Linked DNA regions of Homo sapiens: region 2 is linked to region 1. Evidence: chromatin loops called from intact Hi-C (ENCODE). Cell type or tissue: endothelial cell of umbilical vein. All regions are shown on one strand. Links, peaks and the distances in the headings refer to the core of each region. The heading gives the core; the rest is flanking DNA. Region 1 has its middle 21 kb from the start of ABL2. Region 2 overlaps TDRD5 (tudor domain containing 5).

What was found. A loop is a pair of places that touch in the nucleus more often than their neighbours do. Peaks named below come from ENCODE experiments on the same cell type or tissue, not always from the same donor. Only the 100,000 strongest peaks of a DNase experiment are listed, where the experiment ranks them.
Region 2: a loop joins it to region 1, with 5 times the contacts of the local background. A loop is called at or near these places in 12 of 110 quality-filtered maps.

Annotation. Positions count from the first base shown.
Region 1 is chr1:179,242,267-179,259,304 of GRCh38, reverse strand. It overlaps the pseudogene COX5BP8. Among named protein-coding and RNA genes, the nearest start is that of ABL2, 21 kb to the right of the region's middle. RefSeq lists a silencer at 8,637-8,809. In endothelial cell of umbilical vein, for the core only: no CTCF peak of the experiment used is centred there; a DNase peak (open chromatin) is centred at 7,404.
Region 2 is chr1:179,597,832-179,614,869 of GRCh38, reverse strand. The region is part of intron 4 of TDRD5 (tudor domain containing 5); the gene reads right to left. Among named protein-coding and RNA genes, the nearest start is that of TDRD5, 15 kb to the right of the region's middle. RefSeq lists an enhancer at 16,080-16,139. In endothelial cell of umbilical vein, for the core only: no CTCF peak of the experiment used is centred there; no DNase peak of the experiment used is centred there; H3K27me3 peaks cover 341 bases.

The sequences.
Region 1 (17,038 bases), core at 3,308-11,307:
GGTTGCAGTGAGCCAAGGTCGCCCCACTGCACCTCAGCCTGGGCAACAAGAGTGAAACTCTGTCGGAAAGAAAGAAGGAAGGAAGGAAGGAAGGAAGAAAGGAAGGAAGGGTGGGCATGAAGTATATAGAATGAGCCAATGTTCAATAAACAGTAGAAAAGAACAGATCTAAGGGAAATTTGCTGTGTTTAAAATTTATACTTTCTTTTTTGCCTCATAAAGGATGAAAATCACTTCTTTTTTCTCTTTTATATATCCTCCCTTTAATTAGTGTTCAGATAGTGTGTATAGTGCTGAGAGTCCTACACTTCAGACACAGAATTCAAATGGAGAAGAAAAATGCAAAGTTCTTGCCAATTTCTAGATGAAGTTTCAGCAGTTTTACTTTTTAGGTACAGTGAAAATGGTTGAAGTTGGCTCAGGGATATATGTTATGCTGATTAAAGACTTACTAGATTTATGATAAAGAATTTCCTTGAATAATTTAAAAGAAAAAGATGCTAATTTCTAGAGATTATTTTATATTTAGTTGATCAAAGCTCTATGTAGCAAAATAATTCGCACTCTCCAACTGTGGCAGATTGTTATCATAATAACTCCTAAAGTATTATGAGTCTCATGAGTCCTCATTTTCATGGTCCATGACATTGCCTCTCCTTCCATCAAAAGGTAGACTCTATTACCCTATGGCCTAGAATCTGGACAGGCCTTGTGATTTGCTTTGACCAATAGGATGTGGCAGAATGATGTTGTGTGAGCACTGGAGCCTGAGCCTGAAGATTCTTGGCAGCTTCTGCCTTTGCTGTTTTGGAACAAAGGTGCCATGTAAAGAAGTTTAAACTGGCTGCTGCTTGCTGAATGATGAGAACCCACATGGAGAGAAAAATCTCAGCCTTGCAATTATCCCCATCAAAGTCAAGGAACAATGAGCCATGATCATGATCTTTAGATTGCATTTTTTTGCTAAATGTGAAATAAATATATTATATAATACACGTGTAAATAGAATAGGTTTTCCCCCGAGATCTTAGAAGAGAATGCCTATAGTATGTTAATAAGCCTTGGTATCATACTATAAAAAGAGCAGGAGGTAAAGGCTAACCATGTTGCATCATTATTTAAAATCCTGACCCGGCACACAACGGCTCACATCGGTAATCCCACAGCACTTAGGAGGACTGAGGTGGGAAGAATACTTTGAGCCCAGGAGTTCAAGATCAAGCTGGGCAACAAAGTGAGACCCCTGTCTCTACAAAAACAAAAGCAAAAATTAGCCAGGCATGGTTGCGTGCAACTATAGTTCCAACTACTCAGGATGCTAAGGTGGGAGGATCCTGATACACAATGAAGTTTGAGAACCACTGAGCTAAGAAAACAGCTATTGTTAGCTAATGAAATACTCAAGTGGGCAGCCCCAAAAGTTGATCAGTCCACTCTTGCTATTATTTATTTATTTATTTATTTATTTTTGAGACAGAGTTTTGCTCTTCTTGCCCAAGCTGGAGTGCAATGGCGCGATCTTGGCTGACTGCAGCCTCCACCTCCTGGGTCAAATGATTCTCCTGCCTCAACCTCCTGAGTAGCTGGGATGACAGGAGCGTGCCACCATGCCCGGCTAATTTTTTTGTATTTTTAGTAGAAACGGGGTTTCACCATGTTAGCCAGGCTGGTCTTAAACTCCTGACCTCAGGTGATCCGCCCACCTCGGCCTCCCAAAGTGCTGGGATTACTATTCTGGCTGGATATCGAGATAGTGGGCAGTTTCCTTGCCCCCTAGGGAAGGCTTGCCTAGCATGAGGCTACCCTGTGCAACCTCACAACAATTATAGAAACTCTATCCTATAAGACTGTGATGCTCTTACTTGCCTCAAAGTCTTCCCAGACTCATTAGCCAATACTGTGCTTGACAATCACTTGGCTTTTGATTACCTCTTGGCAGAACAAGGTGGGATATGTGTAGTCACTAACTCTTCCTGTTGTGCTTTGGTAAATAATTCAACATTAATAGAAAAAGACATTAAATTTATCTATGACCAGGTCAAGTGGTTGCACCAATTTACGAAAAGGGCACAAATGCTCAGGGAATATGGGAGATCATAAAATAGGCCATCCCTAATCTCACCTGGTTTTTACCCTTCCTGGGCTCTTTAGCTGCCATCCTACTTCTCTTGATTCTGGGCCCTGTCTCTCAAACTGTCTGGTCTCTTTTGTGTCTAAGTAAATTGAAGACGGCAGGGCGTGGTGGCTCACGCCTGTAATCCCACCACTTTGGGAGGCTGAGGCAGGTGAATCACTTGAGGTCAGGAGTTTGAGACCGGCCTGGGCAACATGGTGAAACCCTGTCTCTACTAAAAATACAAAAATTAGCTGGGCGTGGTGGCACACACCTGTAATCCCAGCTGCTGGGGAGGCTGAGGCAGGAGAATCACTTGAACCCAGGAGGCGGTGGTTGCAGTGAGCTGAGATCGCTCCACTGCACTCCAGTCTGGGCAACAGAGTGAGACTCTGTCTCAAAAAAAAAAAAATAAATAAATAAAATAAATAAATAAATAAAGTGAATTGAAGCCATACAGGGATATAAACAGCTAGATTTGCACCCAGGAGATAACCAGACCTATCTAAGACTAGTTAGGAAAAAATTTCACTAATCTAATAGGCCCCATGTAAACACCCAAACTCAGCTTGAAGAAGCTGTAGAAGACAGACCTTCATTCCACAGCACTCCTCAAGAATGAGGACTGAGGCCAGACACAATGGCTCACACCTGTAATCCCAGCATTTTGGGAGGCTGAGGCAGGCAGATCACTTGAGCTCGGGGTTCGAGACCAGCCTGGGGAACATGATGAGACCCCCCCCCCACCACCACCATCTCTACAAAAAAAATACAAAAATTAGCTGGGTGTAGTGACATGTACCTGTGGTCCCAGCTATCCTGCAGGATGAGGTGGGAGAATCGCTTGAGCCCAGGAGGTTGAGGCTGCAGTGAGCTATGATCATGCCATTGCACTCCAGCCTGGGTGACAGAGCAAGACCCTGTTTCAAAGAAAAAAAAAAGAGAAAGAATGAGGAGTGAATGTACAGAAAAAGGGAGATTTGTGTTTTTTGTTTTTTTGTTGTTGTTTTTGGGAGAAGAGGCCAATGCAAGTCTTTATTGGAAAGAAAAGACTTTATAGCACATTTGAGTAACTTAACACAGAGGCTCCATGGGCCCCCTGATGGGGCAGGTTCCACAGTTAGGATATCACTGGCTCTTGCCTTTGTGTAGCCAAAACTAGATGATGGCACTGTTGTCCTCTTCATAGATATAGCCCACTATTCACTTATTGGTGATGGTGGGGACCAAATTAGGGTTCCCTGTGACTGAAGCTGCCTTTGGGGGTATTATACTGTATGGGTCCAGTCCCTTCCGTGCAGCCATCATGAGCTCCCTCTCCAACCCAGCCGCCTTCTTGTCATCAGTAAGAACACCACCTCCAGATGCCATGGAGTACACCATGGCCACTCCATTGGAATTGCGGGCCCTCAGGGCCTGTGTGGCCAGCGCTCTGGTCTGCAAAGCATCTTGAAGCCATCACACCTGTGACAAGCAGTAGCACTGGGAGATTTGTCACCTGGTATAACATGTAGGTGACATAGGTGAATTCCTACTGTATCCAAACTCTTGTTTATCTTTAAGAAACAGGATGCCTGCAATTAAAAGTTCCCTTTGTAACCAGACTAACTGAGACTGGTTAGAACCAAGATAGCCAACCAAATGACTTCAAGAAGACCTCAGGCTTCATTATAATCTCACTTCCATGCTAAATGACACTCCCACTAGTGCCATGACAGTTGACAATTGCCAAGACAGTGACCAGAAGAAGCCATAAAAGCACAAAAAAGAAGGCAGCACTATGGTTCTGGGAAGCCCACCACCCATTTCCAGAAAAAATGTGAGTATTTCTCCCCTTGCTTTTAAAGTCCAACCCCATTATTAGAGAAGCCCTAAATTTTAGTCCCCTCACCTTTCACTTATTGAGACATTGATTAGTGAGCCAGGCTCCCACTTCTGGATTCCATGGCCATTGAATAAAGCCTGCACTGGTTGACACTCACTTTTAGTTTTGTATATTGACTTCATGACACCAAATAGTAAAGTACCACATCTTTATAGGGACCAGCTTTGTTGTTCATAAAACTGGCAACCCAGATGGGACACTGGACTAGATTAGGGAAGGCCTATTTGGGAAGGCCCTTTGCCTCACCGCAGACCTGGCAACAGGCACCTGACAGCTGGAACCAGCTTTGTCAGTAACATTGTGAAGATTAAATGTAGACATAAACTCTTAGGACAGTACATGGCACAGGATAGGAATAGTCTGATTTTTTAATTAATTTATTTATTTTTTGAGATGGAGTCTCACTCTGTCACCAAGGCTGGAGTGCAATAGTGTGATCTCGGCTGGGGCAGGCTCAAGTAGGCTGCCTCAGCCTCCCGAGTAGCTGAGATTACAGATGTGCACTGCCACGCCTGGCTAATTTTTGTATTTTTAGTAGAGATGGGGTTTCACCATGTTGGCCAGGCTGGTCTCAAACTCCTGACCTCAGGCAATCCGCCCACCTCGGCCTCCCAAAGTGCTGGGATTATAGGTGTGAGCCACCATGCCCAGCTGAATAGTCTGAATTTTAGCCATTATTAGAGATCTGGGGAACTCTTTTTTCCTTTATGTGTAGAGGAGTTGGCCTACTGAGGAACTCTACCACCAATCAGTCTGTGCTATGACTGAGTTTCTGGAGTCAGTCTACCTCTAAATGTGTTCATGGACATAGAGTAGCAAGCATGGCTTCATGTATCCCTATACAAAGTGTTTTCATTTCATTTCCTATTGCTGCTGCAATGAATTCTGGAGGCTCTAGGGGAGAGCCTGTTTTCTTGCCTTTTCCATCTTCTGTAGGCGGCCTGCATTCCTTGGCTTGTAACCCTGCTTTATTCCAGGCCTCTGTTTCCATCGTCATACCTCCTCTTCTTATTCTCAATATCCTGTCCCTCCCCTTATAAGATTCATGTGATTGCCGGGCACGGTGAATCATGCCTGTAATCCTAGCACTTTGGGAGGCCAAGGCGGGCAGACTGAGCTCAGGAGTTCGAGACCAGCCTGGGCAACATGGTGAAACCCCATCTCTACTAAAATACAAAAAAAATTAGCCAGGAGTGGTGGCGTGCGCCTGTAGTCCCAGCTACTCGGGAGGGTGAGACAGGAGAAGTGCTTGAACCTGGGAGGCAGAGGTTGCAGTGAGCTGAGATTGCACCACCGCCCTCCAGTCTGGGTGACAGAATGAGACACTGTTTCAAAAAAAAAAAAAGATTCATGTGATTACTTTGGGCCCATTGGCTAATGCAGGATTATCGCCCCATCTCAAGATCCTTAATTTAGTCACATCTACAAAATCCATTTGACCATGTAAGATAACATATTCTCAGGTTCTAGAGATTAGAAGGTGGGCATCTTTGATGAGGAAGTGTCAGTTTATGCTTACCACACTGGACAAGGAGTTTATCTCGGTTGTGGTGGACACATTTCTCTGAATCATACAGAGGTCATGTTAGCCACTTTCTCACGGATGGCTCTTTTCCCGAAGAATAACAGTGGGAAAGAAAAATGCCAGCCTTTGAAAAGACAGAGAGACAGAGGAGTATACCATTTTTCTTATGTGAGTGAAGAAATGGTGATAGGAATGGTTACTTTCTGAAAATATGCAAGGACTATCTAAAACCCTGGAATGTTAAGGGCTTGATGACATAGAAGTCATAGTAGCAACTCCAGCCTCAGCTGGAAGTAGGCTGAAGTAGGCTGCATGGCCTCTTTACACTTTCGCATATGCTTCCAGATCCCACATGTCAGTGACAAATGATCGTGTTATATAGCAAAACACGTAAGAACACAAGCTCTGGAGTCAGCCAAGACCCACATCCTTGCTCCGCTAGCTCTGCTATTTACTAATTGGGTGACCTTGGATGACCTGCTTAACTTCTCTAGACTAAGTTTTCTTGACTGTAAAATGGGGATAATGAGAGGTCACAGGTTTGTTATTAGGATTACATGAGATAATGTATGCAAAGTGCTTAGCATAGTGTCTGACACAGTAATTACTATTCAGTAAATTATTATTATTATTATAACTGGAATAAATATGAGGAAAGATAAAGTAGAACTGCACCATCTAACACAACAACATATTCTATAATCCCCTATAAATCTCCCCCCAAAGTCCCACTCATCATAGAAACTACTCTCCTAAATTGCTCTTCTTTGTCTCTTTGGAAACTCCTATCCTTTCTGGGTCTCTTCTTCTCACTTTTGGAATAATTTCTGTCAGACATCTTCTGTATGGCTTCTCATTTAGGCTCATTCCATTCTGTTTCTCTGCCCATTTAACTAATGAGTATAACAAAGGCACAATATTGAGTCATATAGATATCCCTTTAAAAGAGCTGAAAGTGGCAGAAACAAGTCTGTGAATACTTACCCTGGTCTCTTTTTGTCCTATCAACTTCTGTTTTTTTGTTTTGTTTTGTTTTGTTTTTGAGACACAGTTTCACTCTGTCGCCCAGGCTAGAGTGCAGTGGCACGATCTATCTCGGCTCACTGCAACCTCTGCTTCCTGGGCTCCAGTGATTTTCCTGCCTCAGCCTCCGAGTAGCTGGGATTACAGGCTCCCGCCACTGTGCCCGGCTAATTTTTGTATTTTTAGTACAGATGGGGTTTCACCATGTTGGCCAGGCTGGTCTCGAACTCCTGACCTCAGGTGATCTGCCCGCCTTGGCCTCCCAAAGTGTTGGGATTACAGGTGTGAGCCACCATGGCTGGCCATTTCTTTCTGTGTTGTTGTTGTTGCTGTTTTGTTTTGTTTTGTTTTTTCCGAGATGGAGGCTCACTTTGTCACCCAGGCTGGAGTGCAGTTTGTGCAATCTCGGCTTACTGCAACCTCTGCCTCCTGGGTTCAAGTGATTCTAGTGCCTCAGCCTCCCAAGTAGCTGGGGTTACAGGCATGCGCCACCACGCCCAGTTAATTTTTATATTTTTAGTAGAGACATGGTTTCACCACATTGGCCAGGCTGATCTCGAGCTCCAGTTCTCAAGTGATCTGCCCACCTCGGCCTCCCAAAATGCTGGGATTACAGGACAGTCAACCTCATTTTTTATCCTCATGCTCTTCCAGCTTACAACCTTGTTCAGGTGTGCCAAATGTTTGGAGAACCATATAAATTGAGCTTATTTATATTCAGTTTGGAATTCTGAAGCATTTATTAAACTCTTTCATCTATGTTGACTGGGGAACAATGCATCTGCTCAATAGTGACTGCTCTGGAAAAGTCCTTGTTAAGCTACTAGCTGCAGGTTTCTTCTATCCAAGGAGGACATCTAGAGGCTAACTGTGATGTGTAGCCTTTCCAGGAATGCTTTCCAAATTGTTTTCTTCACAGATCCAATCATAAATCATAAATCACATACCCAGTAAGTCTAACTAGAATAAATATTAAAGTATAGCTTATCTTAAGGGAAGAAACAGACCTAATGACGTTACATTTATTTTCCAGGCACAGTAGAAGTACATTAAGGGTACAGAAGAACTTTTAAATGTGATGAGTTGGGAGAAGAGCCATAAAGACAATTTGGGGGCTGGGCGCACTGGCTTATGCCTGTAATCCCAATACTTTGGGAGGCGGAGGCAGGTGGATCACTTGAGATCAGGAGTTCGAGACCAGCCCAGCCAACATGGTGAAACCCCCCTCTCTACTAAAAATACAATAATTAGCTGGGCATGGTGGTAGGCGCCTGTAATCCTGGCTATGTGGGAGGCTGAAGCAGATGAATGGCTTGAATCCAGGAGGTGGACGTTGCAGTGAGCTGAGATGGAGCCACTGCACTTCAGCCTGGTCAACAAGAGCAAAACTCCATCTCAAAAAAAAAAAAAAAAGGATTTGGGACAGGTGAAGAAATTTGAGCATGTTGGTTGATGTGACTGAGTTAATATTGATTTTCTTAAGTGTGTTAGGACCCTGTGCTTCTGCAGGACAGTATTCCTGTTCTTGGGAGATTCAAGCTGGGATATTTAAGAATAATGTAGGAAGACATCTGCAACCTACTTTCAAATGTTTTAACAAAAAGGAGATGTGTGTATACATATGTAGAGAGACAAAGCAGGTGTGGCAAGAGGTCATCAGTTGGTAAATCTAAGTGGGGAGAAATGTGAGTATTCATTACACTTTTCTACAACTTTACGTTTTTTCCAAATGAAAAAAGTTAGAACAGGCTGGGAATGATGGCTCATGCCTATAATCCCAGCACTTTGGGAGGCCGAGGCCCGTGGGTCACCTGAGGTCAGGAATTCAAGACCAGCCTGGCCAACATGGTGAAACCCTGTCTCTACTAAAAATACAAAAATTAGCCGAGCATGGTGGTGGGCACCTGTAATCCCAGCTATGTGGGAGGCTGAGGCAGGAGAATGGCTTGAACCCCAGAGGCGGAGGTTGCAGTGAGCCGATATCATGCCACTGCACTCCAGCTTGGGCGAGTGAGTGAGACTCCATCTAAAAAAAAAAATCAGAACATAAAAGCAATGAGCAAAGTCACTTAAAATATTACCTGAATTTGTATCTCCACCGTTGTGACATCTCTTATGCTGTGTTTTGTTCCTGTGTTGAAATTGGACTTTTTTTTTTTTTTTTTTTTGTGATGGAGTCTCACTGTGTCACCTAGGCTGGAGTGCGGTGGCACGATCTCAGCTCACTGCAACCTCCACCTCCCAGGTTCAAGCGATTCTCTTGCCTCAGCCTCCTGAGTAGCTGGGATTACAGATGCATGCCACCACACCCAATTGATTGATTGACTGATTAATTTTATTTATTTATTTATTTTTGAGATGGAGTTTTGCTCTTGTTGCCCAGGCTGGAGTGCAATGGCATGATCTCGGCTGACTGAAACCTCTGCCTCCTGGGTTCAAGTGATTCTCCTGCCTCAGCCTCCCGAGTAGCTGGGATTACAGGTGTGCACCACTATGCCCGGTTAATTTTGTATTTTTAGTAGGGACAGGGTTTCTCCATGTTGGTCAGGCTGGTCTGGAACTCCCAACCTCAGGTAATTCGCCCGCCTCAGCCTCCCAATATTTTTTTATTTTTAAAGATGGAGTCTAGGCCGGGCGCGGTGGCTCGCGCCTGTAATCCCAGCACTTTGGGAGGCTGAGGTGGGCGGATCACCTGAGGCCGGGAGTTCACGACCAGCCTGATCAACATGGAGAAACCCCATCTCTACTAAAAATACAAAATTAGCCAGGGGTGGTGGCACATGCCTGTAATCCCAGCTACTCGGGAGGCTGAGGCAGGAGAATTGCTTGAACCCAGGAGGCGGAAGTTGCGGTGAGCTGAGATCACGCCATTGCACTCCAGCCTGGGCAACAAGAGTGAAACTTTGTCTCAAAAAAAAAAAAAAAAAAAAAAGATGGAGTCTTGCTCTGTGGCCCAAGCTAGAGTGCAGTGGCGTGATCTCAGTTCACTGCAACCTCTGCCTACCTGGTTCAAGCAATCCTCCTGCCTCAGCCTCCCGAGTAGCTGGGATTATAGGCACCTGCCACCATGCCTGAATAATTTTTGTATTTTTAGTACAGGCAGGGTTTCACCACGTTGACCAGGCTGGTCTCAAACTCCTGATCTTGTGATCCGCCTGCCTCGGCCTCCCGAATTGCTGGGATTACAGGCATGAGCCACCGCGCCCAGCTGAAATTGGAGTTCTTATGTCTTCCAATCTCACTGTATTGTAATCACTCACATAGTTATTCTGTGCTCCTTGTATCACTCAGCATACAGCAAACACTCACAAATATTTGCTAATGCTAGAAAAAAAAAGTGATAGAAAACTTCACAGCTCCCCACTGTGCCATGCTCCCTCTGGTCTTCCTTAGGGCGGGGAGAATGCTTCCTTCCTCTGTTTCCCCTTCCTCCAGATTCCCACGTTGGGGGAAGCCTTCCTGGCCCTGCTTCTGTGCTCTTAGGTCATTTCCCCTTCTTTAGCACTCATTGCACAGTATATTCTAATTGTCAATTTTCTTTACTGGATTCTCCAACCACACTACAGTTTCCTTGAGGAGAAGGGAATTTTGTCTGCCTTTTTTACAGCTGTTACCTTAGTCCCTGATACAGCAGCTGGCACACAGTAAGAGCTTAATACTTAGTGAATGAATGGCCAATGCTAGGGTGACCAATGTTTTAAAGAGCCAAACTGGCTGGGCATGGTGGCTCATGCCTGTAATCCCAGCACTTTGGGAGGCTGAGGCAGGTGGATCACCTGAGGTTGGGAGTTCGAGACAAGCCTGACCAACATGGAGAAACCCCGTCTCTACTAAAAATACAAAATTAGCAGGGCGTGGTGGCGCATGCCTATAATCCCAACTACTCAGGAGGCTGAGGCAGGAGAATCGCTTTAACCCGGGAGGTGGAGGTTGCGGTGAGCTGAGATCACGCCATTGCCTGGGCGGAGCAAAACTCCGTCTCAAAAAAAAAAAGAGACAAACTGGAATACAGCCATACTAGAAACTCCCCCAAATACATGTATAGCTATACACATATATGTTGTTAATTTAGCATAAAATATGAACACAGTGTTTATTTGATATCAAAGGTGTTTTGATTATTATGGTAAAACAATTTCTTAGAAAGAAGTTCAAAGTCCTCCTTTTCAGGAGGGACTCTTTATTGAGTTAATCTTTATATTATTATTATTATTTTTGAGACAGGGTCTCACTCTGTTGCTCTGGCTGGAGTGCAGTGGCACGATCATAGCTCACTGCAGCCTTGACCTGCTGGGCTTAAGCAATCCTCCCACCTCAGCCTCCCAAGCAGGGAGTATAAGCATGAGCCACCACACTCAGCTAATTTAAAAACATTTTTTGTAGAGATGGAGTCTCATTATGTTAGCCAGGCTGGACTTGAACTCTTGAGATCAAGTGTTCCTCCCGCCTCGGCCTCGCAAAGTGCTGGGATTACAGGTGTGAGCCACCGTGCCCAGCCAATCTTTGTATTCTTTATTACAGTTTTATACTCACTTCCCATTTAATACTCTTTTCTTTTCCTTCCTTCCTTCCTTCCCTTCTCTCTCTCTTCCTTCCTTCTTTCCTCCCCTCTCTCTCTTCCTTTCTTCCCTCCCTTTCTTTCCTTCCTTCCTTCCTTCCTACCTTCCTTCCTTCCTTCCTCCCTCTCTCTCTTTCCTTTTTCTTTCTTTCTTTCTTTGACAGGGTCTCATTCTGTCACCCAGGATGGAGTACAGTGGCGCGATCTCGGCCCACTGCAACAATCTCGGCCTGCTGCAGCCTCAACTTCCCGAGCTCAGGCCATCCTCCTGCCTCAACACTCCCCACCCGACTACCCCTCTGTCCCCGAGTAGCTGGGATTACAAGGGAGCACCACCACGCCTGGCTAATTTTTATATTTTTTTGTAGAGACGGGTTTTTGCTATGTTGCCCAGGCTGTAATACTTTTTTCTGATCAACTTATTACATATACATATACATATAAACATTATATATATATGTATTGTATATAGATATACTTTGTTTATTTTTACTTTTTCAAATTCTATTTCTAACCCATTGCTCCAATAAAGGGAACCTACTAAGTTTATGGATCTTTACTTATAGCTAGCCATTCTAACTTGTTGTATTAATTCTAAAGCTCTTTAGTTGAGCATCCCAGATTTTCTATATACATAGTCATAGCGGCTGGGCATGGTGGCTCACGTCTGTAATCCCAGCACTTTGAGAGGCCGAGGTGGGCGGATTGCCTGAGGCCTGGAGTTTGAGACCAGCCTGGTCAACCGGGAGAAACCCTGATTCTACTAAAAATACAAAATTAGCTGGGCGTGGTGGCACATGCCTGTAATCCCAGCTACTCAGGAGGCTGAGACAGGAGAATCGCTTGAATCCGGGAGGCAGAGGTTGCTATGAGCCGAGATCACACCACTGCACTCCAGCCTGGGGAACAAAAGCAAAACTCTGTCTCAGAAAAAAATGAATAATGGCCTTCAAATTAATGCATGCATACCTTCGGGTTACACAAAGACTTTGCCAATGCTATATCAACAGGAAAGCTTTAACAGTCTCCAGATACTTAGGTTGTGTGTGTTCTTTTTCCTAAAGCTGGTGACCACGTGTCTCTCTCCCTCATACTTGAAAGGCACTTTTTGGTAATGATACTCAGGATTGTAATTAAATTTTCCAATAGTATTCTAGTTATCTAACCAAAGTATCATTTTACAGTGCAAGAAACTCAGTCCCAGTGAGATTTTCTGATGCTTCAAGGGTCATACAGTTCCATGTTACCTTCCTCTAATTTAGTAGAAAAATTTATGCCAGGCTGGCACAGTGGCTCAAGCCTGTAATCCCAGCACTTTGGGAGGCTGAGGTGGGCGGATCATCTGAGGTCAAAAGTTTGATACCAGACTGGCCAACGTGGAAAAACCCCGTTTCTACTAAAAATACAAAAATTAGCCGGGCATGGTGGCACATGCCTGTAATCCCAGCTACTCAGGAGGCTGAGGCAGGAGAGCACTTGAACCCAGGAGATGGAGGTTGCAGTGAGCCAAGATTGTGCCACTGCACTCCAGCCTGGGCAACAGAGCGAGACTCTGACTCAAAAAAAAAAAAAAAAAAAGAAAAGAAAAAAGAAAAATTTATACCAATTATGGGTTCAGAAATTATTTTAATGATTCTAATTTTTAAATGGTGATTGTATCAAGAAACTAAAGTTTATTATTAGCATTCAGTAGGCCCTTTTTTCCTGCTGCCTAACTTGCCTAACATCTTAGGATTACTTATTTCTCCATCAGTTTCTTCCATTTCTATCATATAGTCCTATATAAGAGATTCCTATATATTAACTTAGGTTATTATACTTATTAATTCAGGAAATAATTTTGAAACTGATGGTCAATATTCTCATCTTAAATTTTACAGGTAAATCTTGTTTTGAACCTTTCAGCTGTATTTCAAGTGGGAGTCTTACAGGTGTAGAAGATAGAAGATGAAAGGTGTTTTATGACGTAGGCTCCAAAATCAGAGTCAATTCTGCCATATTCATTGGTCAAAGCAAACCACAGGACCAGTCCAGATTCAAGGAAAAGAGAAACAGACTATACACTCTGAAGCACATTGGATATCATCATAAGTTAAACCTCTCTTTCTCAGGGGAAATGATTTTAAAGCACAGAGGTAATTTGAACCCGTGAAATTGAAGTTGAATTGCAAATAAATTACAGTTTTATTTTATTTTATTTTATTTTATTTTATTTTATTTTATTTTATTTTATTTTATTTTATTTTATGAGACAGGGTCTTACTCTGTCCCCAGGCTGGAGTGCAGTAGTCCAATCACAGCTCACTGCAGCCCCAACCTCCTGGGCTCAGATGATCCTCTCACCTCAGCCTCCCAGGTAGCTGGGACTACAGGCACACACCACCATACCCGGCTAACTTTTTGGATTTTTTATGGAGATAGGGTTTCACCATGTTGCCCAGGCTGGTCTTGAACTCCTGGGCTCAAGTGATCTGCCTGCCTCAGCCTCTCAAAGTGCTGAGATTACAGGTGTGAGCCACTGCACACAGCCCAAGTTACAGTTTTAGTACTGAAATTGAAAGTCTTGTTTAACTTGGCTATCCTTTCCTGGTGACACTTTTTTCTTTTTTCTTTTGAGACGGAGTTTCACTCTGTCACTCAGGCTGGAGTGCAGTGGCACAATCTTGGCTCACTGCAACCTCTGCCTCCTGGGTTCAAGTGATAGTCTCCTGAGTCAGCCTCTCAGGTAGCTGAGATTACAGGTGCTCAACACCACATCTGGCTAATTTTTTGTATTTTCAGTAGAGATGGGGTTTCACCATGTTGGTCAGGCTGGTCTCGAGCTCCTGACCTCAATTGATCCACCTGCCTCAGCCTCCCAAAATGCTGGGATTACAGGTGTGAGCCACTGTGCCCGACCTCTTTTTTTTTTTTTTTTAAGTTCTGAAGGGGGCTTATTTCTAAAAAAAATGAGTCTTTTTTTTCCATTGTGATTTTTTGTTGCAACCTACATGTAACAGTGAGCAACTCGGGGTGTTCCATTCATACCCTTCCCCGCTTTAAGGCTACTTAGGCCTCTTTAAAGATCATCAAATAGTTTTGGAGAAATGGCACATAAATTTCTGTTTTACTGTAATCCTTTTCTCCATTCTCATCTTCAGAATAATTTGCAAGTTAGAAATGAACATTCTTCTCATCCTATACTTTGAAAATATGATGTTATGGCAAGTCAATATTTTCTATGGCAGGCATCAATGATAGTCATCTTATAGGCACATGTCTAAATAGGCTACCTTCTTCCATTTCTGTCAAAAGTCTCATTGAGTGTTTCTACATGTCTTAAGAAAATTGAAAACTCACCAAAAACTTTTATTATTGTCTTAGCCTGTTTGAGCTGCTATAAAAAGATGCCTTAGACTGGGGTAATTTATAAACAACATGGGCCGGGCACGGTGGCTCACGCCTGTAATCCCAGCACTTTGGGAGGCCGAGGCGGGCGGATCACGAGGTCAGGAGATCGAGACCATCCTGACTAACACGGTGAAACCCCGTCTCTACTAAAAAATATACAAAAAAGTAGCCGGGCGTGGTGGCGGGCGCCTATAGTCCCAGCTACTCCGGAGGCTGAGGCAGGAGAATGGCATGAACCTGGGAGGCGGAGCTTGCAGCAAGCTGAGATTGCACCACTGCACTCCAGCCTGGGTGACAGAGTGAGACTCTGTCTTAAAAGTAAAAAATAAAATAAAATAAAATAAAGAACAGGGCCAGGAGTGGTGGCTTACGCCTGTGATCCTAGCACTTTGGGAGGCCAAGGTGGGCGGATCACCTGAGGTCAGGGATTTGAGACCAGTGTGGCCAACATGGTGAAACCCCATTTCTACTAAAAATACAAAAATTAGTCAGGTGTAGTGACGGGCGCCTGTAGTCTCAGCTACTTGGGAGGTTGAGGCAGGAGAATCACTTGAACCTAGGAGGTGGAAGTAGCAGTGAGCCGAGATTGCGCCGCTGCACTCCAGCCTGGGCGACAGAGTGAAACTTTGTCTCAAAAAAATAAAAATAAATAAATAAATAAACAGCAGGTATTTACTGCTCCCAGCTCTGGAGACTAGGAAGTCCAAGATCGTGGGGCCAGTAGATTTAGTGTCTGATGAGGGCTCACTCTTGGCTTCATAGATGGCATCTTCTTGTTGTGTCCTCATGTCGCAGAAGAATCCAGCAGCTTACTCAGGCCCTTTATAAGGTGTTAATCACATTAATGAGGGCTAGTCTTCATGACCTAATCATCCCCTAAAAGCACCACCTCTTAATACTATTGCACTGGGGATTAGGTTTCAACATAGGAATTTTGGAGGACACAAACATTCAGGGCACAAGTAAACAAATCATACATTGTCTTCGTCCATATTGTACTGCTGTAACAGGATACCACAGACTGGGTAATTTATAATAAACAGAAACTTATAGACTCACAGTTCTAGAGTCTGGGAAGTTCAAGATCAAGCAGCCAGCATGTTCCGAGGGCCTTCTTGCTGCTTTGTCTCATGGCAGAAGGTGGAAGGGCAAGGAGTAAGAGTGAGAGAGCAACAGGGTGTCGAACTTGGTTTTATAACAAACCCACTCTTGATAACTAACCCACTCTCACAATAATGACAATAATTACCTCCTATTAGGCCCTATCTCTCAACACTGTAGCACTGGGGATTAAGTTTACAACACATAAGCTTTAGGGGACACATTCAAATCATAGCATTCTGCCCCTGGCCCCCCAAATTCATATTTTTCTCACAATACAAAATACATTCATTCCATCCCAATAGTCCCCAATGTCTAACTTTTTCCAGCATCAACTCAAAAATCCAAAGTCCAGAGTCTCACCTAAATCACATGTGAGTGGGACTCAAGGCAAGATTCATCCTGAGGTAAATTCCTCTCCCACTGTGAGCCTGTAAAATTAAAAAACTAAGTGTTTTCAAAATACAATGATGGGACAGGCATAGAATAGACATTCCCATTCCAAATTGGAGAAATGGGCAAGAAGAAAGGGCTAACTGGTCCCAAGTAAGTCCAGAATCCAACAGGGAAAACAACATTAATTATGAAAGCTAGGGAATAATCTCCTTTGACTCCATGTCCTGCATCCGGGGCACATGGAGACAGGGGTTGGGCTCCCAAGGCCTTGGGCAGTAACTCGCATGTACTGGAGTCTTGTACCTGCAGAATTTATTGTTGTTGTTGTTTCTGTGACTCAAGGCATCACTTGATAGACTGTAGAAAGTGTGACTGTGACTGTTGGTGGCTGGGCGCAGTGGCTTATGCCTGTAATCCCAGCACTTTGGGAGGCTGAGGTGGGCGGCTCACTTGAGGTCAGGAGTTCAAGACCAGCCTGGCCAACATGGTGAAACCCCATCTCTATAAAAATACAAAAATTAGCTGGGTGTGGTGGCGCGTGCCTTGTAATCCCAGCTACTCGGGAGGCTGAGGCACGAGAATCACTTGAACCTGGGAGGTGGAGGTTGCAGTGAGCTGAGATCACACCACTGCACTTCAGCCAGAGCAACAGAGCAAGACTCCATCTCAAAAAAAAAAAAAAAAAAAGAAAGTGTGACTGTTGGTAGGACCTGTCAGAATCAGCTCTCTATTATGAGGGGCCAACCCATCTGTCATCAAATTTCCCCTTTTGTTTGCCAACAAGACATTTAGTTGCAACCTCAGAATCAGGAAATATAACTTTATTCAGTTTCATAGAGCAATCAAGGATTGCATGCTAATCCGTGTTAGTTTTTCTGATATGCCCAGATCAATTCACCAGCAACTGTTTTAGACAGAGCATTGGTGTCTTTTGAGGAGATGCAAAAATTTTTCATTGATGCAGAAGTACTTACCTTTCTTATTCTGGACTTGTGAGATTTAGTCTTAAAGTTAGTACTTTCACTGTCCAACTCCAAATTATTTCCT
Region 2 (17,038 bases), core at 6,048-14,047, 350 kb before region 1:
TGAGGTAATACATGTCAAACAGCTTGATTTAGCCATTCCACAATGTATACATACATCGAAACATCAAGTTGTGCACCATATATAAAATTTTTACTCATCAATTAAAAATATTTTTAAACCCCCCCTCCCCCGAGTGTCACAAAAGGATAATACACCTGAAGGTATCAGAAAGGAAATGCAGGTGGGTGGGGAGGGATCTCTGAAGGAAACTCCATTTGTACTGAGTACCAGCAAAGGTACAAGGAAAGGAGCACACACACAATCTATGTGAGTGTCAACTGAAACAATTCTTATGGATGACAACCTAGCCACATACAAGATAAGCCATAAAAGTAAACATTCCTTTCAATCAATGATGGCTCTTCTAGAAATTTATCCTGTGGAGTAACAGAGATGTGTGCATACTTGAGCAAGATTTTCATCATAAGGTTATTTTTAATAGCAAAAACTGAAAATAGAGCAAATGCCCAACTTAGGCTACAAGTCAAATTATGGCACATTCATATCATCATTTAAAATTATGGCACATTCACACCATCATTTAAAATCATGGCACATTGATACCATCATTTAAAATTATGTTGCATTAGAATATTTAGTAATGTGGCACATTCGCAATGCATAAGAGGAAAAAAAGCAGGTCACAAACTAAGAACCAGAATGATTTTAATTTTTTAAGTCAAATTTTCATGTGATAAGAGTACACAGGTGATCTTTATTTTCTTTTGTGCTTTTCTGTATTTCAAGTTTTCTGTAATCAATCTATATTACTTTTGTAATAAAAAAATTTAAAAACAGACACCTGGATAATTTAGAAACATTATCTAATGATGAAAGCACTTTGGAAAGAGGATGCACATGGCTAAAAGCAGAAAGAAACAGAAGTCACATCTCAGATGAATATACTTCAGACCTTTTGGCCATATGGGAAAACATTAATACATTTCTTACAAAGATCACAAAACTGGCACAGAAACATACAGCACCAATGCTTTCAGCTGCTTAAATATTTGTTAGGTATATGCTATAGTATAGATGTATCCCTCTCTACTCCCCACTCCCCAAATCCCTAAGTTGAAATCCTAACCCCCAAGGTGATAGTATTAGGAGGTGGAGCCTTTGGGAGCTGATTAGATCATGAGGGAAAGGCCCCCATGAATGGGATTAGTGCCCCTATTAGAGAGGCCTTGGCGAGATCCCTTGCCCCTTTTGCATTGTGGGGACACAATGAAAGACCTCTATCTATGAATGAGGAAGAAGGATCTCACTGGACACCTTATATGCCAGAGCCATGATCTTTGACTTCAAGATGTTGAAAAATCCATGCTTCCAAGAATGTTGAAAAATAAATATTTGTTGTTTACAAGCCACCCAGTTTGCGGTAGCTTGTTATAGCAGCCAGAACTAAGACCCTATAAATAGGATTATGTAGGGTCTGACTTATTTGACTAAAGCCAGGCAGTATGGAATTTGATTTGCCATACTAAATACTTCATCTGAACTTGTGGGAAAACAGCTACAGAAAAGCTACTCTAAGTTGGCCAGAGAATATAACCCCCAGAGAACTGCATTAATTAACCCACTGAATAGCTCCTTCTGATAATTGTTAATATATCCAATTATTTATGAAGGATACTCTTGAACTACAGTTGAGTCAGGTTATCAGGTGAAATAAAATGTTTCACCTCTTATATGCAATGCCAAGCAAAGCATCTAATTCATGTAAAAACTATCAATTGTTTAGGTGCAAATTAAAAGTTAGGTGCAAACTAAGACCACCCTGATTTCATTTAGATGAGAAGATATTTATTTATAAGTCCAAGTTTATCTACCTTAATCTCATGGTGAATGTTACAATAAGGTCTTGAATCTGTAAGACAGAGGGGGCAGGGAATAGGTAGAATGGGGTACTCTTTTTTTTTTTTTTTTTTTTTGAGACAAAGTCTCACTCTGTCACCCAGGCTGCAGTGCAATGGCACAGTCTCGGCTCACTGCAACCTCTGCCTCCTGGGTTCAAGAGATTCTCCTACCTCAGCCTCCTGAGTAGCTGGGACTACAGGCATGTGCCACCACACCCCAGCTAATTCTTGTATTTTTAGTAGACATGGGGTTTCACCATGTTGCCCAGGCTGGTCTTGAACTCCTGACCTCAAATGATCCACCCACCTCCGCCTCCCAAAGTGCTAGGATTACAGGCATGAGCCACTGCACCTGGCAGGATGATGTACTCTTAAATGGTATTAAGACTAGAGATCCTAGAAATGCCAGATCTCTGTTCCTTGACAAATTGCTACTCTTAAAGGTAAATACCTATTAATAGAAAGCAACGTAATCTGTGGTCTAGAACTACACACAATGCAGAAAATTCTGATGACCTGGGCTGGACACAGCATCTGAGGCTTCACCCACTAGAAAATATAGCTAAATTCATATGCTATTCACCCATTAAAATGTTCATTTCTCCTCTAAATTCCCTCTCAAGAAGTCAAAATAAAGAAAATTGAACGCCTTTCAAAAGAGGCTTTAAACTGTTCTAACACATTGCTTTGTGAAATAAAGCAATGGGCAGGGGTGGGATACAAAAGGCCAAGCCAGCCTGTTTCTCTTGCAAGAGGAAAGTGAAGACATTCTGATCCTCATTTTACAAAGGAAAAACTTTTTTTTCTTCATTTTAATAATATTTTCTTGTGACAAAAATGATGCATGTTCACTTTGGAAGAACAAAAGATACAGATGATCAAAAAGAAAAAAGTTTACACTTTAATTTTGTAATATATTTTTCTATGCACATAAAAACACAAACTTGTAGAGTTTTGAGGGAACACCTAACAAACTAATAGATCTACAGTTTTGAAGAAATGGAAAGTTGCACTTTTTGTAAATAGGATTATGTGAGGTCTGATAATTTTGTAGTGTTTGTCCTACCATAAATTAAAATACATAGTTTGGGAATTAGAACCCACACCCCCTCTCAGAACAAGATTTAAATTGTTCTGGTGGCAAAAACTTCAACTGGAAGTGAAATGTGGTTATTAGGCTGCATCTATGAGGAATTATTAGAGCTGCAAAACTCAGGATGAAACTCAAAGAAAAGATAGAAGAAAGTGTATCTGCATCTCTCTCACTCCTCAACTTGGAGCCATGCCATGAGCAAATGTCCTCAACTCTGCATTCGTTATTGCCTGGCTCTCACAGTTAAAAGGCAGAGTCTTCCTGCTAAATTCTATAGAGTGGGAAGTTTCTGAAAAAAGAAATATACATTATAATTAATTTTTTTTGGAACTTTTAGTCAGCACAATAAATTTAGAAAATGGAAATAAGAACTTTAAATACTGAAAAGGGCACAGCAAATCTACTGTTCATAAATGGTAGGGTAGTCTACTTGGAAAACCTATGGGAAAACTATTGAAACAACCAAGTTTGCTAAGGTAGTTTCAAAATAATATTTAATAGTCAATTTCTTTCTTTCTGAACCATGAACACTTAGAGTTCCAGTCTTAATGGCAAAAACAGTATCACAACTAGCCAGGCATGATGGCTCATACCTATAATCCCAGCACTTTGGGAGGCCGAGGCAGACATTCAAGGTCAGGAATTCGAGACCAACCTGGCCAACATGATGAAACCCCATCTCTACCAAAAAATACCAAAATTAGCCAAGTATGGTGGCAACCCCTGTAATTCCAGCTACTTGGATGGCTGAGGCAGCAGAATAGCTTGAACCCAGGAGGTTGCAGTGAGCTGAGATCACACCACTGCATTCCAGTCTGGGTGACAGAGCAAGGCTCCATCAAAAAAAAAAAAAGTATCACAACATACAATATCTAAGAATACAATTTCGAGAAATGTGCCAAACTCTAATAAAGAAAACTAAATATCTGCAATGAAAGGCATAAGATTAATACTTGAATAAATAGACAACTACAACATGTCAATGAATGAATACACTTAATGAAATGCATGAAGTCTCTTCAAAAATTTTAAACTTAATTCTAAGAAATCTCATTGAAATTTTGGAACTTACAAAAACAATTCTAAACTTTCAGGAAAAAAATAGAAAAAAAGTCTGAAAGGAGACTAACCAGGGGAGACCCGTCTTAAAAAACATTAAAATGAATTTAAAAGTAACTTAAAAGTAATAAAAATGGCTGACTAAAAAAAATCAACTTTGTCAGTAACCAAAAATGGATGTGAAACAATCAGACTCTATGTTTAGCTTTTTGATGAGAAAAAATTTTTGTACTTAACCATCTTTCAAGGATTGACATTTGAGTTAATAACCACACAGAATCCTAAGAGTTATATAATTAGAAAGTATGGAAAAAAAAGACACTACCACACTCTGAGTTGAAACATATATTGATACTTTTCTGGAGGTCAATTTAACAAAAGCCATTTTAAAAAATGAAGACTTTCTTTGATGAAAAGAATGAGAAATAACTGAACAATTCATGATAATCTTTCTGAATTTCAAAGAAAAAGAATTTGACAAGCATGCAGTTAGCCAGCTTACCTACAAAGGAAGAAAAACAGGCTGGTTTCAGGCTTCTTTGGCACAGGAAATGTCAAAAGAAATCAAAATAATCTAAAAATAGGAAAATTACTAAGAAAGCAACATAAATGAACACTCTTTCTTGGTAGTAAGACTATAACTCTTTTTAGGCTGAGTTTTCTGTATTAAGAATTACTTTCACCATTTAAAATAAAAGTTATGGCTCCCACTCTCCTGCCATAAATAACTAGAAAATTGGGAAAATGTATGAAACAACAATTTAGAGCTGTTGAATAACAATGCAGAACTGAGAGGTGAGCCTTGAACCCACCCCTCCTACACCCTGCCCACCTTACAGTCTGGAGAGCTTTCAGGATATGGTGTAGGAAGAAGTAACAGAAACAGCCTGGCAGTCTAGATGAATTGAGGAGACAGATTCTGAGATGATGAGGATGCTAAAATTTGCAGGATTGAATATGGAAAAGGAGGAGTGACACAGAAATAGCTCTAGAGATCTGCAGAGGAACTCCCTTAAGTTTCTAGATGAGTACTGATTTGCGCAAGTGGAGAGAAGTTCTTTGAGGCTGGAGAAACAAACAAGAAGCAACAGGCTGAACAATACTCCAAACTCACACAGGGCTAGGAACAGTAGGAGTACTTCGTAATACATTGAGTCAATCCTTAGAAAGGTAATGCTTCAGTGGTGGGGCTAAATTAGCCCTAGATTGAAGGCTGTTCTGGACCTGCAGGTCTTGGTCTGCTCAGGCTGCCATAACAAAATACCATAGACTGGGTGGCTTAAATGACAGAATTTTTCTTACAGTTCTGGAGGCTGGGAAGTCCAAGATTAAGGCATAGGTTGAACATCACAAATCCAAAAATCTGAAATTTGAAATGCTCCCAAATCCCAATCTTTCAATGCCAACACGATGCCACAAGTGGAAAATCCCATACCTGACTTTATGTGATGAGTCACAGTCAAAACACAGTCAAGACTTTGTTTCATGCACAAAATTATCTAAAATATTGTATAAAATTGCCTTCAGCTTATGTGTATAAGGTATATATGAAACATATATGAATTTCATATTTAGACTGGGATCCCATCTCCAAGATATCTCATTATGTACATGCAAATATTCAGATAAGGGATACTCAACCAAGCATTTCAGATAAGGGATATTTGACCTGTACTACCCAATTTGGTTCCTGGTGAGCACTCTCTTTGATGGCCACCTTCTTGCTGTGTACTTATATGGCCTTTTCTCAGGGTGTTCCCGTGGAGAGAGCAAACTCTCTAGTGTCTCTTCTTATAAGCTATTCATCCCATCATAAGGACCCCACCTTCATAACCTAATCTAACTTTAATTACTTCCTAAAGACCCCATCTCCTAATATCATCATATTGGAGGCTGGGGCTTAAATATATAAATATAGGGAGAACATAATTAAGTCTATAATACCCACTCTAATACAGCTTAAAAGAAAAACTCAAAATGATCAAATTGAGTCAAAGTAATTTATATGTAAAGCCCAACAATGAAATATTCACAATGGTCTAGCATCCAGTCAGAAGTTACCAGCCATGTGAAGTGGTAGAATATGATCATGTTAGGGAAAAAAATCAATAGGAAAAAAAAAACAGAAATGGCACAGATAATAAAACTAGACAAGCCCTCTAAAACAGTTATTACAAACCTTATACATATGCTTATGTCCATAAAGAAATTATTAACATAATGAATAGAAGAAATGAGTATATTAAAAAGACCCACGTGGAATACCTGAAGATTAAAAATGCAACATCTGAATGAAAAATAATCTGGATGGAATTAGGTTACATTCTGGAGAAAAGATTAACCAGTTTGAAGACAGCAATTGAAACTATATAAAATGAAGCACACAGTGGGGAAAAAAGAGAATTGTAATGAAAGAGTGTCAGTGACCTGCAAGAAAATAACAAGCAGTCTAAAATAGATGTGATTGTACTCCAAAAGAGGAGAGAAAAATATTTGAAGACAAAATTTCTAGATTTCATGAAAATTATAAACCCACATACAAGAAGCTCAATGATATAAGAAGCTCAATGAATCTCATGCAGAAAAAAAATAAAGAAAAGTACAACAAGGGATACTACAATCAAACTGTGGAAAACCAAACAAAGAGAAAATCCTGAAAGCATCAGAGGGAAAAAACACATTATGTACAGAACAAAGATAAGAATTATTACAGACATTGTCAGAAACTACGAAGACAAAAAAATGGAATAACATCTCTGAAGCACTAAAAGGGGGCAAAAACTATCACACCAGATAGAATTCTATACCTGGAAAAATAATATTTCAAAATGAAAATGACAAATAGACTTTTTCAGATGAATAAAAGCTAAGAATATACACCACTAGCAGATTTATCTTACAGGATATGTTAAAATTTTCCAAGCAGAAAGAAAATTATACTGGAGAGAAATTTAAACAGAAAGAATTGGAGAGCATCAGAAATAAGTGTAAGTAAACAAGTTTTTTTCATTTTTAATCTCTTAAAATTTGACTTTTATGTTTTTAATATTTTAGTATTAAAATAAATATTTCTATTTACCTTAAACATTTTCTAAGCAAAAATAACAATGTATTAAGAGGTATATAAAATGAGAACTAAAATGTATCACAATAAGAGCACAAAGGATGGAAGAGGGGAAATGTAAATTTACTGTCCCGAGGTTCTTACATTTTATATGAAATGTTATAATATTATATGCAGGTCAATTGTGATAAGTTAAAAATATAGGTTGAAAACCCTAAGGCATCCACTAAAAATATAAAACAGAAAAATATAGATAATAAAAAAGATAAAGTGGAATCCTAAAAAAAACACTTAACCAGGTACAAGGCAAAGAGTGTTCCCTCCCACTGCTTTGCAACATCTTGCTGGAGTCCTAGCAAATGCAGTAAGTCAAGAAAAGGAAATGAAACAAACAGACTGGGAAGGAAGAAATAAAACTGTCCTTTATTCACAGATCACATCATCTATGTAGAAAATAGGACAGAATTTTTTAAAAACTCCTGGAACTAATTAGCAATTATAGCAAGGTTGCAGGATGCAAGGTTAATGTACAAAAGTCAATCATTTTCCTATATTCCAGTAATAAGTGAAATTTGAAATTTAAAAAATACTATTTACATTAGCACTCCCCCAAATATAATACTTAAGTATAAATCTAAAAAAATATGTACAAGATCTGTATGAGGAATACTACAAAACTCTGATGAAAGATATCAAAGAAGAAATAAACGGATAATTATTCCATGTTCATGGATAGAAAAACTCAATATTGTCCAGATGTTAGCTCTTCCCAACTTGATTTATAGATTCTATTCAATCCCAAACAAAATCTCAGCAAGTAATTTTGTGAATATCAACAAACTGATTCTGAAGTTTATATAGGAGGCAAAAGATCCAGAATAGCCAACAAAATATTGAAGAATAAAGCCAGAGGATTGACACTACCCAACTTCAAGACTTATTGAAAAAGCTACAGTAACCAAATAGTGTGGTACTGGTGAAAGAACAAATAGACCAGTGGAACAGACTAGAGAACCTAGACATAGACTCACATAAATACAGTGAACTGATCTTTGATAAAGGAGCAAAAGCAACCAATGAATCAAACATAGTCTTTTCACAAATGGTACTAGAATTGAACATCCACTTGCAAAAAAACCCACAAAAACGACCCCACACACACATATCTAGACCTTACACCCTTCACAAACATTAACTTAAAATGGATCATAGACCTAAATGTGAAATTCAAAACTATAAAACTCTTTGAAGATAACATAAGATAACACTAGCTGACTTTGGATAAGGCGATGAGTTTCTAGAAACAACACCAAAGGCACAATACATGAAAGAAATAATTGATTGCCTGGTCTTAAGATTAAAAACTACTTCTCTGTAAGACAAGTCAAAAGATTGAGAAATAAGCCACAGAATAGAAGAAAATATTTGCAAGACACATCTGATAAAAGACTATTATTAAAAACAAAACAAAACAAAGAACTCTTAAAACTCAGCAATAAGAAACAATCCAATTTTTAAAAAATGGGCAAAATACCTGAACAGACCTCTCACTAAAGAAGATATACCAGATGGCAAGTAAGCATATGAAAAGATGTTCAATATCATGTCATGAGGGGATTTCAAATTAAAACAGCAATAAAATATCACTATACAGTATTAGAATGGCCAAAATCTAAAACACTAGCAACACCAAATGCTGACCAGCAATGGGGAACAACAGAAACATTCACTCATCACTGGTGAGAATGCAAAATGGTACCACCACTTTGGAAGGCAGTTTAGCAGTTTCCTATAAAAACAAACATATCTTTATCTGACAATTTAGCAACTGTACTCCTTAGTATTTACCCAAATGAATTGAAAACTGCTATCCACACAAAAAACCCACACACGTTTATAGCAACTTTATGAGGAAACAAGCAAGACGTCCTTCAGTACAAGTGGATAAACTGTGGTACCAGACAATGGAATATTACTCAGTGCCAAGAAGAAATGCATTATAAAGCCATGAAAAGACATAAAGGAACCTTAAATGCATATTACTAAGTGAAAGAACCCAATCTGAAAGGCTACATGCTGTAGAAGTCCAACTATATGACTCTCTGGAAAAAGCAAAACTATAGTGACAGTAAAAAGATCAGTGGTTACCATGGGATTAAGAGACGAGACAGATGAACAGGCGCAAGCACAGAGGACTTTTAGGGGAGTGCAACTATTCAGTATGACACTACAATAGTGGATATATGTCATTACATATTTGTCAAAACCTGCAGAATGTACAACACCAAGAGCAAACCCTCCTACCCCCCACCTCCTCCTGAACAGGTGCTGGTATTCACGGCTGAGAGACCTCATTGTTGCAAGATGAATGCAACAAATAGCAGGATTAATGCAATAGTACCTCACATCTCAAAACTAACATCGAATGCAAATGGCCTAAATGCTCCACTTAAAAGATACAGAACTGCAGAATGGATAAGAATTCCACAACCAACTATCTGCTGCCTTCAGGAGACTCACCTAACACATAAGGACTCACATAACTTAAAGTAAAGGGGTGGAAAAGGCATTTCATGCAAATGGACACCAAAAGCAAGCAAGGGTAAGTATTCTTATATCAGACAAAACAAACTTTAAAGCAACAGCAGTTAAAAGAGACAAAGAGGGACATTATATAATGGTAAAGGGCCTTGTCCAACAGGAAAATATCACAATCCTAAACATATATGCACCTAACACTGGAGCTCCCAAATTTATAAAACAATTACTAATAGACCTAAGAAATGAGATAGACAGCAACACAATAATAGTGGAGGACCTCAATACTCCACTGACAGCAGTAGACAGGTCATCAAGACAGAAAGTTAAAGACACAATGGATTTAAACTATACCTAGGAACAAATGGACTTAACAGATATATACAGAACATTTCATCCAACAACTGCAGAATACACATTTTATTTAACAGGGCATGGAACTTTCTCCAAGATAGACCATATAATAGGCCATAAAACGAGCCTCAATACATTTAAGAAAATTGAAATTATATCAAGCACTTTTTCAGACAACAGAGGAATAAAACTGGAAATCAACTCCAAAAGGAACCTTAAAAACCATGCAAATACATGGAAAATTACCTGCTCCTGAATGATCATTGGGTCAAAAATGAAATCAAGATGGAAATTAAAAAATTCTTCAAACTCAATGACAATAATGACACGGTCTATCAAAAACTCTGGGATACAGCAAAGGTGGTGCTAAGAGGAAACTTCATAGCCCTAAACGCCTACATCAAAAAGGCTGAAAGAGCACAAACTGACATTCTAAGGTCATACCTCAAGGAACTAGAGAAACAAAAACAAACCAAACCCAAACCCAGCAGAAGAAAGGAAATAACCAAGATCAGAGCAGAACTAAATGAAATTAACAACAACAAAAAAATACAAAAGATACATGAAGCAAAAAGCTGGTTCTTTGAAAAGATAAATAAAATTAATAGACCATTAGAAAAATAAACCAAGAAGAGAAGAGAGAAAATCCAAATAACCTCATCAAGAAATGAAACAGGAGATATTATAACTGACACCACTGAGATACAAAAGATTATTCAAGGCTACTACAAACACCTTTATGCACATAAACTAGAAAACCTAGAAGACATGGATAAATTCCTGGAAAAATACAACCTGCCTAGCTTAAGTCAGGAAGAATTGGATACCCTGAACAGCCAATAATAAACAGTGAAATTGAAATGGTAATTTAAAAATTACCAACAAAAAAAAGTCCAGGAGAAGACAGATTCACAGCAGAATTCTAATAGACATTCAAAGAAGAATTGGTACCAATCCTTTTGACACTATTCCACAAGCTAGAGAAAGAGGGAAGCCTCCCTAATTCATTCTATAAAACCAGCATCACCCTAATACCAAAATCATGAAAGGACATAACAAAAAAAGAAAACTACAGATCGATATCCCTGATAAACATAGATGCTAAAATCCTTAACAAAAATACTAGCTAACCAAATGCAACAACATATCAAAAAGATAATCCACCATGATCAAGTGAGTTTCATACCAGGGAGGCAGGGATGGTTTAACATATGCAAGTCAATAAATGTGATACACCACATAAACAGAATTAAAAACAAAAATCACATGATCAACTCAATAGATGCAGAAAAAGCATTCAACAAAATCCAGCATTGCTTTATGATTAAAACTCTCAGCAAAATCGGTACACAAGGGACATAGCTCAATGTAATAAAAGCCATCTATGACAAACCCACAGCCAACATAATACTGGATGGGTAAAGTTGAAAGCATTCCCTCTGAGAGCTGGAAGATGACAAAGATGCCCACTCTCACCACTCCTCTTCAACATAGTACTGAAAGTCCTAGCCAGAGCAATCAGACAAGAAAAATAAATAAAGGACATCCAAATCAGTAAAGAGAAAGTCAAATTGTCATTGTTTGCTGACAATATGATCATTTACCTTGAAAACCCTAAAGACTCCTCCAGAAAGATCCTAGAGCTGATAAAAGAGTTAAGCAAAGTTTCCAGATACAAGATTAATGTACACAAATCAGTAGCCCTTCTATACACCAAAAGTGACCAAGCGGAGAGTCAAATCAAGAACTCAACCCCTTCACAATAGCTGCAAAAATAACAAAATACTTAGGAATATACCTAACCGAGGAGGCAAAAGACCTCTACAAGGAAAACTACAAAACACTGCTGAAAGAAATTATAGATGAAACAAACAAATGGAAACACATCCCATGCTCATGGATGGATAGAATCAATATTGTGAAAATGACCATACTGCCAAAAGCAACCTACAAATTCAACGGAATCCCCATCATAATATCACTATCATTCTTCACAGAATTAGAAAAAACAATTCTAAAATTCATATGGAACCAAAAAAGAGCCCGCATAGCCAAAGCAAGACTAAGCAAAAAGAACAAATCTGGAAGCATAACACTACCTTATTTCAAACTATACTATAAGGCTATAGTCAACAAAAAAGCATGCTACTGGTATAAAAATAAGCACATAGACCAATGGAACAGAATAGAGAACCCAGAAATAAACCCAAATACTTACAGCCAACTGATCTTTGACAAAACAAACAAAAATATAAAGTGGGGAAAGGACACCCTTTTAAACAAATGGTGCTGGGATAATTGGCTAGCCGCATGTAGGAGAATGAAACTGGATCCTCATCTCTCACCTTACACAAAAATCAACTCAAGATGGATTAAGGACTTAAACCTAAGACCTGAAACTATAAAAATTCTAGAAGATAACATTGGAAAAACCCTTCTAGACATTGGCTTAGGCAAGGATTTCATGACCAAAAACCCATCAGTAAGAAAAAAAACAAGCAATCCCATCAAGAAGTGGGCTAAGGACATGAATTGACAATTCTCAAAAGAAGATATACAAATGGCCAACAAACATATGAAGAAATGCTCAACATCACTAATGATCAGGGAAATGCAAATCAAAACCACAATGAGATACTACCTTACTCCTGCAAGAATGGCCATCATCAAAAAATCAAAAAACAGATGTTGGCATGAATGCGGTTAACAGGGAACACTTCTATGCTGCTGGTGGGAATGTAAACTAGTATAGCTGCTAAGGAAAACACTGTGGAGATTCCTTAAAGAACTAAAAGTAGGCCAGGTACGGTGGCTTATGCCTGTAATCCCAGCACTTTGGGAGGCCGAGGTGGGTGGACTGCCTGAGCTCAGGAGTTCACAACCAGCCTGGACAACATGGTGAAACCCCATATCTACTAAAATACAAAAAATTACCTGGGCGTGATGGCGTGTGCCTGTAGTCCCAGCTACTCGGGAGGCTGAGACAGGAGAACTGCTTGAACCCAGGAGATGGAGGCTGCAGTGAGCCAAGATTGTGCCACTGCACTCCAGCCTGGGCGACAGAGCAAGACTCCATCTCAAAAGGAACTGAAAGTAGAACTACCAGTTGATCCAGCAATCCCACTACTGGGTATCTACCCAGAGGAATCATTATACGAAAAAGATACTTGCAGATGCACATTTATAGCAGCACAAATTGCAATTGCAAAATCATGGAACCAACCCAAATGCCCATCAATCAACAAGTGAATAAAGAAACTATGGTATCTATATACAATGGAATACTACTCAGCCATAAAAAAGGAATGAATCAGTGGCATTTGCTGTGACCTTGATGAGACTGGAGACTATTATTCTGAGTGAAGTAACTCAGGAATGGAAAACTAAACATCATGTTTTCACTGATATGTGGGAACTAAGCTATGAGGACGCCTAGGCATAAGAATGATACAAAGACTTTGGGGACATGAGGGGAAGGGTAGGAAGGGGGTGAGGGATAAAAGACTACAAATAGGGTGCAGTGTATACTGCTTGGGTGATGGGGGCACCAAAATATCACAAATTACCACTAAAGAATTTACTCATGTAACCAAATACCACCTGTACCTCAACCACCTGTGGAAAATAATAAAACAAACAAACAAAAACCCAAAAAACAAAATAGCCAAACCATAAACCAACTGAACTAAAAGGTAAAATAGACAAATCTATAATTATGTTTGAAAATTTCAATACTCCTCCCTCAGTAGTTCATTAAAAAAGTTAAAAAGAAATCAATGACATAACTGACTTAATTGACATTTATAGAATATTATACTCAAATATAGCAAAATACATATTCTTTTGAAGTGAATTATGAAACATTTACCTAGATAAACATATTCTGAGCCATATGAGTCTCAATAAATATATAAGGAATGAAATCTATGTTGTTGGACCACAATGAAATTCGAACAGAAACATCTCTGAAAAAAATCCCCAAATATTTGGATATTAAACAACACACTTCTAAATAATCCATGATACAAAGAAAAAACCAAAAGGGAGATTAGTAAATTTTGACCTGAAAATGAGTTTTCCTATCAAATTTGAATTTCATATCAAAGTTTGGGAGATGTAGCTATAGCAATACTTAGAAGAAATTTATAACCTTAAATGTTTACATTAAAAAGGGAGCAAAATCAATGACCAAACTTCTACCTTAAGAGCAAAGAGGAAATTAACCCAAAGTAAACAGAAGTTACAAAACAATGAGAACAGAAATCAATGAAATAAAAAGTGGAAAAATAAAAAAAATTATCAAAACTAAAAACTTGTTCTTTGAAAAATACAGCCATGCATCTTTTAACAATGGGGATACATTCTGAGAAATGCATTATTAGGTGATTTCATTGTTGTACAAACATAGAATGTACGTAACACAGACCTAGATGGTATAACCTTACTACACACCTAGGATATATGGTACAGCTTATTGCTCCTAGGCTACAAACCTGTACAGCATGTTACTGTACTGAATACTATAGGTAACTGTAACACAGTAGCATTTGTGTATCTAAACACAAGAGGTACAGTAAAAATACAGTATAAAAGATAAAATGGCACATCTGTATAAAGTACTTACCATAAATGGAGCTTGCAGGGTTGTACGTTGCTCTGGGTGAGTGGGTGGTGAATGTGTAGGCCTAGGACATTATTGTACACTACTGTAGACTTTATAAACATCATACACTTAGGCTATACTAAATTTATCTTGTCATGTGGTAAGGTGTTCAGGGACAATAATATGCATGGAGCTGTCATCACCTATGATAACAATGCCTTCCTTCTGGAATACTTCCTGAAGGAAATGCCTGAAGCTGTTTTACAATTAATTTTTTTAGTAAGGAGTGCACTCTAAAATAATGGTACAAAGTACAGTAAAAACACAAACCCATAACATGGTTGTTGATTGTCATTATCAACTATTATGTATTGTACATAATTGTGCTATATATATGACTGTCACCACAAATGTAAGTGTTGCATTGCACTATGTTGTTACAACAGCTACATCACCACCAGGTGGCAGGAATTTTCCAGTTCTGTTATAATTTTGTGGAACTACTGTTGCACATGCAGTCTTGTTGACACAAGTGTCATTATGTGGTGCATGACTGTGTATAAGTGAATAAATCTTTAGTGAGACTGATATGTGTATGAGAGAGATAGAGACAGATAAAGAGCAAGCATCACAGACCCTAAAGACCTTAAAATGTTACTGGGAGAACATTATGAACAACTTTATTTCAATAAATTTGACAACCTAGATGAAATGGACAGCACCTCGAAAGACAAGGTACCAAGGCTCATTTAAAAAAAAAAAAAGAAAGCATAAAATACAAAATAGCCCTATATCTGTTAAAGAAACTGAATTTGTTGTTTAAAACCTTTCTGCAAAGAAAGCTCCAATTTGGTTCACTGATAAATCCTATGAAATATTTAAGAAAAACAAATACCAATGCTACACAAACTCTTTCAGAATAAAGAGGTGGAAAAAAACTTCCCAACTCCTTTCACAAGAGGCCTGTATTAAAATGATTCCAAAACCAGATAAAAGCATTACAAGAAAACTACAGAATATATCTTATAAACATAAATGCAAAACCCTTAAAATATTAGCAAACTGAAGGTAGCAACATATAAAAAGGATACTATATGATGACCAAGCAGGATTCATCCAGAAATATAAGGTTGGCTGAATATAAAACCAAGAAAAGAAATTTTTAAAAAACAAAAGTCCTATAATAATTTCAATGTATGGAGAAAGAACATGACAAAATTCAACATACATTCAGGAAAAAAATTCTGAGAAACTAGGAATAGGAGGGAATTTTCTCAACCTGATAAAAGGCATCTAAAAAGCTACAGTTAATATCATAATTATGAAAGACTGAATATTTTCCCCATATAGTTAGGAACAAGTCAAGATTTTCCACTCTCACATTTATATAATATTATATAATACTAGAGAGCCTACACTGTGTGGTAAGGGTTGGAGGAAAGGCAGATAGATTGAAAAGGAGGAAGTAAAACTGTCTTTACTCTCAGATGGCATGACGGTCTATGCAGAAAATCCAAACTCTACAAAATAGCTGCTAGAATGATTTGAATTACAGAACTGAGTTTATCAAGTACCATGACTCAAGGTCACAGGATACAAGGTCAACATACCCAAAAAAAAAAAAACCAATTGATTTTCTATTAGCAATGATTAGAAATTTTAAATACCATTTATAATAGCTAAAAAATATGAAAGGTGTAAAGGATAAGTTTAACAAAATATGCGCAAGCTTTATGCATTGAAAACTATAAAACATTGCTGAGAGAATGTAAAGACCTAAATAAATGAAGATATACCATGCTTTTGAATCAGCAGACTTGATACTGTTAAGATGTCATTTTCCCCCCAAACATATCTATAGATCCAATGTGATTCTAATGAAGATCACAATCTTATTTATTTCTGGCAGAAACTGACAAGTTGATTTGTATCAAATTAAATGTATCTGCAAATGCAAACCTAGAATATCCAAAGCACTTTTGAAAAATAACAAAGTTGCAAGACTTAACTACAGTCATGGGCTGCATTATGACTTATGGTCAACAATAGACCACCTGTATGATGGTGGTCCCACAAGATTATAATACTGTATTTTTTCTGTACCTTTTCTATGTTTAGATACACAAATACCCCGTTGTGTTACAACTGCCTACAGCATTCAGTCCAATAACATGCTATAATGGTTTGTAGCCTATGAGCAATAGGCTATACCATATAGCCTAGGTGTGTAGTAGGCTATATACCACCTAGGTTTATGTAACTGCATTCTATGATGATCATACAATGATAAAATCACCTAACAACACACTTCTCAGATCATATCCCTGTCATTGACACAGGACTATATATGACAAAGATATTATAAAGCTACAGGAATAAAGATAGTACAGTATTGGCAAAAACAGAAATGTAGATAAATGGACCTGAACAGAGTCTCAAAATAGAACTACACATGTGTGAGGTGAATG